Regions from separate parts of the Homo sapiens genome. Here region 2 is linked to region 1. The links are chromatin loops, found by intact Hi-C in ENCODE. Cell type or tissue: OCI-LY7. All regions are shown on one strand. Links, peaks and the distances in the headings refer to the core of each region. The heading gives the core; the rest is flanking DNA.

The links. Peaks named below come from ENCODE experiments on the same cell type or tissue, not always from the same donor. Only the 100,000 strongest peaks of a DNase experiment are listed, where the experiment ranks them.
Region 2: a loop joins it to region 1, with 4 times the contacts of the local background. A loop is called at or near these places in 2 of 110 quality-filtered maps.

Annotation. Positions count from the first base shown.
Region 1 is chr1:226,709,199-226,713,593 of GRCh38, forward strand. The region is part of intron 2 of ITPKB (inositol-trisphosphate 3-kinase B); the gene reads right to left. Among named protein-coding and RNA genes, the nearest start is that of ITPKB, 28 kb to the right of the region's middle. RefSeq lists enhancers at 2,512-2,561, 2,752-2,811, 3,172-3,251, 3,752-3,821. In OCI-LY7, for the core only: CTCF peaks have their summits at 2,217 and 2,446; DNase peaks (open chromatin) are centred at 2,183, 2,903 and 3,643; H3K4me3 peaks cover 2,605 bases; H3K27ac peaks cover 4,000 bases.
Region 2 is chr1:226,760,519-226,764,913 of GRCh38, forward strand. No RefSeq gene overlaps it. Among named protein-coding and RNA genes, the nearest start is that of ITPKB, 23 kb to the left of the region's middle. In OCI-LY7, for the core only: a CTCF peak has its summit at 2,636 (motif pointing right); DNase peaks (open chromatin) are centred at 3,573 and 4,183; H3K4me3 peaks cover 1,230 bases; H3K27ac peaks cover 1,883 bases.

The DNA of each region.
Region 1 (4,395 bases), core at 248-4,247:
GTTACGTTTGGATTTTAGATAAACAACAAGTGACTTTTTAGCATGAGTATGTCTCATGCCTTTATTCTGGCTGCACCCCCTCCCTGGCGAGGCACCAGGCTAGCAACATCCAGAAACAGAGATGGCCTCCCCTGCCCTGGGCTGCCTGTCTGGGCTGCCGTGGGTGTGTCTGGCCCAGTGGTAGGAGGATGTCCAGTGTCTGGCCTCTCCAGGTCTCCGATGGGTCTAGGAATGTCTGATGTGCATTTTATAGTAACAGACAAGAAGTGGCTAACACTTAAAATGTATGGGTGGGGTGGGTGTCACTGCGGTCCTGGGACACTTGGAAACTATGCAGCAGGCTGTGGAGGGGACTAGGGTAGAGGCAGGCACAGTGGCTCCTGACATCCAACTTCCCCCCAACAAGAACTTCCTAGGTAAAGCAGAAGACGTGATACTTCCCTGACCTTCCTTTGTCTAAATATGAAACTTCCATGACTGGGGACCAACGGTGAGAAGCGGCAGTGGGCAGGGCCTAGCCCTCACCTGTCCCTGTCTACAGGCCCACCTGACCTGCAATTAGGTTTCCTCACTGTCATTCTCTCTTGGGCCATGTCTTACGGCATGATACTCCTGCCCAAGGACAGTGCTTAACTTGTTTGGTGCAGCACTATCTCCCTGCTTGAAGAGAGTCCCTTAGTAAAGCTTGCTGATGAGAGCAGAGCCTCATTTCTTGCAACCTTGCTTTATGGTTCCCTGTCTAGTATCCTGACAGCATCCTGCCTGGGGCCAGCACTAGCTCATAACTACCTGGGAAGAAATCACTCCCTAATGGGAAGATTCACAACCCACCCACCACAAAATTCAGCCACATCCCAGTGACAGATAAATCTGTCTTCCCTGCCCCTGTCTCCTCTCCCCTGACTCACGGCCTCCTTCAGAAGGTGCCGTGCTAACAGGTAGCATTGGAAAAGAAGTCTGGGGTGGGGCAGCTGGTGATTGGCTGGTGATAATGTCCCTCAGAAGAACAGAAAGGGGGAAACAAATGGAAGCACCTGTGTTCATGGTGAGCCCTTTTAACTAGTTATTTCTTTTTAGAAACGGGAGACAGAAAATAAACAGAAACTGCAGATAGCAATGAAGTAAGCAAGTAGGGGCCAGCTACGTAAGTTTCAGGGCCCAGTGCAAAGTAAAAATGCAGCGCCCTTGTTCAAAAAGCAGGAAAAAAGTGCCATAAAACGTACTAAAATAAACCGTTTCCTTCCTTTCTTCTGCAGGGTTTCTCTCAACTTGATACAGTGTTTCTTATTTGCTGTTTAATGAGTGCAGAGTCTCACAAGATGCTGGGATCCCGCCCCTTGACTCTGGCCACTCTTAAGCGTCTACTGCCGTCCTCTACCAGGTGCTGGGCCAGGAGCAGAGAGGTCCCCTCTTCCCACACACCTGCCTGGGCAGACCCAAAGCGATTACACACTCATGCTGGGACACGCTTGGTATTTGGATCTGGAGTGAGCTGGATTCTCATGCAGTTGTCCACTTTTTGGCCCTGCCAGCCTGGGGTAGGGATGGCCACCACACCCTGCCTTGGGACACCAGTGACGCCAACTCTATCCCTCCCTGAACCTTCACCCAGGCCCCTGATGGGATCAGAAGAGTCAGTAGTTGCCAGGGGTGGGGAGAAGGAAGTCAGGTGGGACTGGAGCCCAGAGAATTCATGCTTCATTGTCCCACTGGACTTCACTTACAAACACCAACTCAAAGAATTATTAAGAATTTCAAGGCAGCAATGGGCCAGGCATTCAACCCCAAAAGCAGGGCCCTTCTGAGCATGCGGCCTGTGCAACTGCATTCATGAAGCTGGCCCCACAGGTAATAGTGCTTATTAAGAGACATCTTATTAAGACATTCTTATTAAGAAAGAATGAAAACAAAGCCAAACAAAATGCACAAGATTCTCCAATTAACTGAGGGTGCTCAGTCAATTGGGTGCTCATAAATAGGACAAAAAAAATGAAAATTCTTCACTTAAAAAAATTTGGCCAACACCATGTCCAAGCTGACAGGACATTTCTCAGCCTAACATCCTCTACCTCCTTCCTACTCCACCTCCCCAAAATCCTTTGACTCCAGTTCGATATCCTCTTGAGATGTTGCCAAGGTAAATAATTCCTTGCAGTGGTTCCTAACCAGATGCAGTACCTGCCTCCAGCCCTAGAGGGTGTTTTGAAAGAGAGAGAGAGAGAGAGAGAGAGAGAGAGAGAGAGAGTGTGTGTGTGTGTGTGTGTGTGTGTTGTGTATGTTGCACAATGGCAAATAGTGCTCCAAGGCCCAGATGCCCAGATGCTCAGTGACCTTCAGTGTGCTGGACAGTCCCAAACAATGGGGATCGTCCGACCGAAAATGACAATCATGGGTTGTTTGAAAAAACTACCCAGGGAAATTGCAAGGAACCAACGCTTAAATGGAAACCTCCCAACCTGGACCTCCCATCATTTGTCCTGGCGATGACGAGTGCTGAACAGAAGTTCCTCAGGAGTGTTGCCCATCCCCATCCCCTCTGGAGTTTGAGCTGAACCCACTAGGGTGTCTGCTCATACTTAGCATCCCTCACCACCGTGTCCATCCCTGACCCAGAGACTCCATGTTAAAAGGCAAAAGGGGGAAGATGAGGGGCTTCCCTGTAGGCTGGTACCATGTTGGTCCCCAGCTCAGCTAGTGGGAAGCTCACTAGGGTGAGGTTGGGCATTTGCCTGGACATTTTTATTCTCCTCCCTGTTCTGCAAAAGGCCTCCCTGCGGGGAAGGTTTTCTCTCTCAGAAGGCGTCCCTCACCCTGGCCTCAGAGCTCCGGGAGAAGGGCTTCAGGAAATGTTCTCCCCGGTGGTGTACAGTAAGCCGCGAGGGTGGAAACTTAGCAAGAGTGAGATAATAGTCTTAGTTTTATATATAGCACCTGTGTCTTCCGGAGACCTCAGAGCATGGGGTAAGGGCAGGGTTTAAACCACCTTCCCACCGCACGAGAGATGGGCAGGGCTCACTGCGAGGCAACCCCTCTCTCTGAGTCCTGCTGCTGCCCCCTGTCCTGGCAGCCCAGACCCCCTTCCTGGGAACTGGCAGGCCCTCGTGAGGTCCATAGCCATCTGGCTCCCCAGCCTTCGTGGTCACTGCAGGCACAGTCCTGATCCTAGGATACGTGAAGGGTAAGTGGGTGTTCATAGCTACTCCACCTGAATGGACAACTGACAAGGTGAAGAAAGCCGAGGCTGTGTGCGCCACTGACAAAGGGCCTTCTTTACTCAAATTCCCAGAGCCTGGGCACTTGCAAACACTTCCTACATAGCTGTATGCAACATGCCCATTTTACAGCCGGGAAACAAAGACGTTGAAGGGAAGGTGGTCACCGTGAAGGGAGCGCTCGGCTGGAAGGAAGTGGGCTGGCATTGCCCTAGCCCTGCACTCCCTGGACGGCCTGTGACCTTGTTCAGGCCCGTCTGTCTGTTCTGGCCCTGAGCATTAAGGCTCCTCTTAAATTATCTGGTCCTGTGTTTCCTGCTTAAGCACCCAGAAGGGCAATATTGCTCTCCGAAGGAGAAAAGAACAATACAGATTGCAGGTGTGAAAATATTAGCGTCCCGGTGCATCACGGAGCACCCTGAGTGTCTGCTTGGGGAGGGAGGAAACACACAACCCAGATTAAGCAGCTATCAGCAAACCACAGGATGGTCAGTAACGCTCACGCAGCTGCACACAACTTCCATCGCACCCCTCCAGTGGGTGTACGCATGTGCCCACCCACACTTATCTACACACCCACATATCTACACCCATACATGCATGCATGCACGTAAACACACACTGCACACTTACCCATATACACACATGCATGCACACACACATACACACGTGCATATGCGCAAATAAATATACACACATATACACACACATACATACACACTCATGCTCCGCTAAGACACCAGAGGTGAGGAGACTCCGGACCCAGCTGGCTATTCGACCTCTTCGCATTTCTAGAATGCCCCCGCCCCCGGTTCCCAGACGGCTACTAATTCTGCCTTCCTTTGAGTTGCTGCCTGTGTCCCCTTCCTCCCACTCCCACATTTACCCTGGCTTCCTACACACCATGGGGCGAAACAGTTCAGAAATAGAGTGGAAACCAGGTTTGGAGAGAACACTTTATTAGGGAGGGAAGTGGCAAACAATTGCTATTTTTATTTTTGTTTCTCTAAGGCCTCTGTGCCCCCTCTGTCAAGGGGCGACAAGGACGGCGTCCTCCCCACAGGTTTCCGGTGTCATCCCGTTTTAGATCCACTACGGCCAGGCACCCTATCTCCTCACCCCAGGGCCAGGGCCAGAGTCGTGGTCTGGAGGAATTTCTAACAAGGAGAATGCTCCTTGGTGT
Region 2 (4,395 bases), core at 246-4,245, 51 kb after region 1:
ATCTGTCCACTTGAAGTTTACATTCTAGATGGGGAAGAGTGTAGTAAATAATAAACATAATTTGAAGCTCAGTGATTTCAGGGATACAAAAAAAGAATAAGTATAATAAATACGTAAATTATATAGTATGTTAGAAAGTGATAAGAGATGTTGATGTAGAAAAAGAAAAGCAATGGTAATTCCCTGTACAGGGAGATTAAGGGCAGGTTAGGAAAAAGCTTATAATTTGTAATAGTGTGGTCAGTGCACGTCTCCACAACATTTGATTCATAGTTGTTCTACTTCATAGCTCTATGACATTGGGCAATTTACTCAATCTTTTTTTTTTTTGAGATGAAGTTTCACTCTTGTTGCTCAGGCTGGAGTGCAACGGTGTGATCTCGGCTCACTGCAACCTCCACCTCCCGGGTTCAAGCAATTCTCCTGCCTCAGCTTCCCTAGTAGCTGGGATTACAGGCATGCGCCACCATGCCCAGCTAGCTAGTTTTGTATTTTTAGTAGAGACGGGGTTTCTCCCTGTTGGTCAGGCTGGCCTCGAACTCCCGATTTCAGGTGATCCACCCGCCTCGGCCTCCCAAAGTGCTGGAATTACAGGCGTGAGCCACCGTGCCTAGCCTACTTAATCTCTTAAAGTCTCAGTTCCTCATCTGTAAACATGGAGAGAATGGTAGTACTTATGGGGTAGGATTGTTGTGATGATTAAATGATGTAATATGTAACAGCTTTAGCATCTAGAGAGCACACATTACCTTTTAATTCTCTTTGAATATATTTAATATATTCTGCTTTAATATGTTGCAGAAAACTTTAATATATTGCTTAAAGCTTAAAAACAAAGCAAGGCAAGAAGAAAACCAATAATCCTGCTACACAGAGGTAACACTTAATATTGTCATAGAGACTTCCAGTCTTCTTTTCTCTGCATAAATCTACACACTTAGCAAAAAATTGAACTATACACACCGTCTTCTACACTGATTCATTTTGCTGAGTAATATTCTGAAATGAATACCACAGCATTTAAAAATGATTAAGAGAGTGGATTTACAACTAGAACACAAGGTTAAGCAATTCACTGTTCCACCTTTAAAGGAAAAGTATTCTTGAGAAAGTGCCTCCCAGTACTGACAAATTACTTTTTATTATGAGGTTACTTAGATGTGTACAAACACAAAATGCATGTGTGTAAGCTCCTCATTATTAAAAACAAATTTTGGAATAAAATCTCCCCTTTTCTCACTGGCTCTTACTCTGTAGACAAGAAGCTTTCAAACCTTTTTAATCTGATGGCCAGAAAGAGATCCATTTTACATTATTTTTCAGTATATCCTCAGGTCTACCATGAAGTATCTATAGAGATAGATATGACATAGATACTCTATAGATTCTATCTATGCATAGACAGGATCATAAATTCGAATCAATTCTTCATGGAACTTACTCTTATTAAGTGTGAGGCACTCAGATACTTTCTTTTCATTCCTTTAGATTTTTTTTTTCATAATGCTGGTCGGATCCACTAAAGTTGTTTTCACCACCCTCTAATGAGAAGTTATAATCTTTAGAAAATCTTGTACCTCTGGAGGCAGAAACTGCGCCTTTTTTGTCTCTATATCCTTAGCACAGAGGCTAATGTTAAAGTTTATTGAAAGAAGGAAGGAATGAATGAAACTCAGTTATATTATTTTCATTTTTAGAAATTGATCAGAACAATAGAATTCAGAGAGGTTAATTGACTTACTCAAGATCACACAGCCACAACATATTCGAACTCAGGTCTGCCTGGAACTAAAGTCTATACTCATTCCAATGTGGTAGGTGGAGTTCACAAGAAACAGAACGTAAGACAAGGTCTGCAGCACTTCATTTATGAACAAGGTATGCTGGAGAGAAACGGGTGTGGGAGGGAAGATAGGACAAGGGAAGGATGTGAGGGAAAGGCTGTCGTCTTAGCTGGAGACTGGTTTCTTCAGCCGAGTCCCATGGGGCCGAGTCCCTTCAGCCGAGTCCCAGAACATGACGACACCACAGGGTTTGTCCCACCTCGAGGCAAGAAGGGAGCCAAGTCGGTACCTCTATGTGTCAGTGAGTCATTGGCTATGGGCTGCAGACATTTTCCATTATTTTTCGGAATATCCCTAGGTGGGGCAGGGAGAGTACCCTCCCATGTGAAGCAGCTACCATTTGGCCAAGGGCAATTCTCTGGAGAAGAGAGGCAGCTGTGAACAGTAGCAGCCAATGGTCATGGCCATTGGAGATGAGTCCACGCTGTGGGAAGGGATATGGGTGGGACATCAACAAAATCTATTGCTTTCACATTGCATCCCCAGCCACTGACTGAATGAATCAATGAATATACGTGTTTACTCAGTAATAGAAGTGGTAATATGTGTTTCAGGGGATCATTATGAACAGGAAATGAGATAATGGGTATAACTTGTTTATTTTAGTGCCCAGCGCATTCTAAGCACATAATTAAAAAATTATTATCAGCTACAGTAAAAATTAGTATTAATTTAGCAGTAATTATCCATTCATGCTATTAGCGATTATAATTTTATTTTTGTGACAATTGGCAATAAACCTTATTCTGAAGTCTCAGCTAGTTGACTGAAGAAAGATGAAAATTTGTAAAACACAAATTCCTGTCTGCCTGAGGGGGGCAGTCCTTTCTGGCTCAGACCTGCATGCGGCAATTCAGTCACTAAAGCCCCTTGGAATCCAAGGCAAGTCCACTTCAACCTAAATTCTCCAATGTTCTTTCTTTTTTTCTTTTTTTGAGACAGGATCTCACTCTGTCATCTAGGCTGGAGTACAGTGGTGCAATCATGGCTCACTGCAACCTTGAACTCCTAGCTCAAGTGCTCTTCCTGTCTCAGCCTCCTGAATGGCTCAGATTATAGGCATGTATCACCACACCCAGCTAATTTTTTTTTTTTTTTTGAGATGGAGTCCCGCTCTGTCACCTGGCTGGAGTGCAGTGGCATGATCTCGGCTCACTGCAACCTCTGCCTCCTGGGTTCAAGTGATTCTCCTGCCTCAGCCTCCACTGCACTCCAGCCTGGCAAGAGAGCAAGACTCCGTCTCAAAAATAAATAAATAAATTGTAGAGACAAGGTCTCACTCTGTTGCCCAGGCTAGAATCAAACTCCTGGCCTCAGGCGATCCTCCCATCTTGGCCTCCCACAACACTGAATTGCAGGCATGACCCACTGAAGCAAGCTCTTAATTAATTCCTATGACAATGCCTAGGGATTGTGGTGGTCAGTGTGCCCTTAGAGAATGAACTGGGAGATTCAGAACGAAATCATCACCCCAGCCCCCAATAAGTCCAAGGATGTTGGATAGAGGGGTGCAGGTGGGGAACAGGGGTACCAAGGGAGATCATGGAATGTTTCCCCAGCCTGCAATCTCCCCTCCTAACCAAGAAGAGAGCAGACGCCATCTCAAATCTCATGATTTATGTTGATGTCATTGTTTCCAGACCCTGCGTCATCACAGAGGGTAACCTTCCCAGGCTCTTCCTTCGGGCTACTGTCTGACACTCAGCATTTCCTGCTGGTGCTTGTCTGCCCCCATCCCCCTTGGCTCTACTGGTTGAGCTATTCAAATGCCTATGTAGGTTCTGCTGAATTTTCAGAACTTCACATGACTCATCCCATGCATTTCAGTGACTGCAAAGAAAAGTAAACCATTCCCGCTGCTAAAGACAGTTGTCTTTATGCTTACTGAGATTATATAAATCTGCATTTTATTTTTGCAACTTCGCAAAGAAACATTTGATGGGGGAGTAATGAGGGTAAGGGCAGGATGGGGAATAAGGTGAAACAGAAGTTACATTGCGCACAAATGCGACATGCATCTGCAGATCTTTTTTTGATTTATTTCTAAAAACATTTTCTGGGACCTGGAGCCTCATGCAACCAGATTTCTTTGCCTGTGACCCCTCTTCTACTTTAAATATGGATCAGTACCTCACTTCTCTGCCCCATTCTCTTGTCTTCTCTACTCTTCTAATTCCACTGCTTCAGCCTCTACCTTTGCTGATGCCTCCCCAAACTGCCCAGCTCTCTTCTCTCCTGAACATCAGCCTTGTGTTTAAGACAGCCCAATGTTACCAAAGCCAGCAAGTCCAAATTAAACCCAGTATGATTGGCCCCTTTGGTGTTTCGATTCTCAGTGAAGGACCTAACCACAACACCTGTTCATCAAGCTACAAACCCCAGAATCTTCAGTTTATCTTAAGAGTCTGGCTTTCCTTCTTATTCACTGTTCCTCACTCCACCTGAGTTAGCAAGCTCTCTCCATTCTACTCCAACTTCCAATGTGCCTCAAAGTCACCACTTCCTCTCCACTGCTGCCCCACTGCTTAGACCCACACTATCCCTGCTTGAA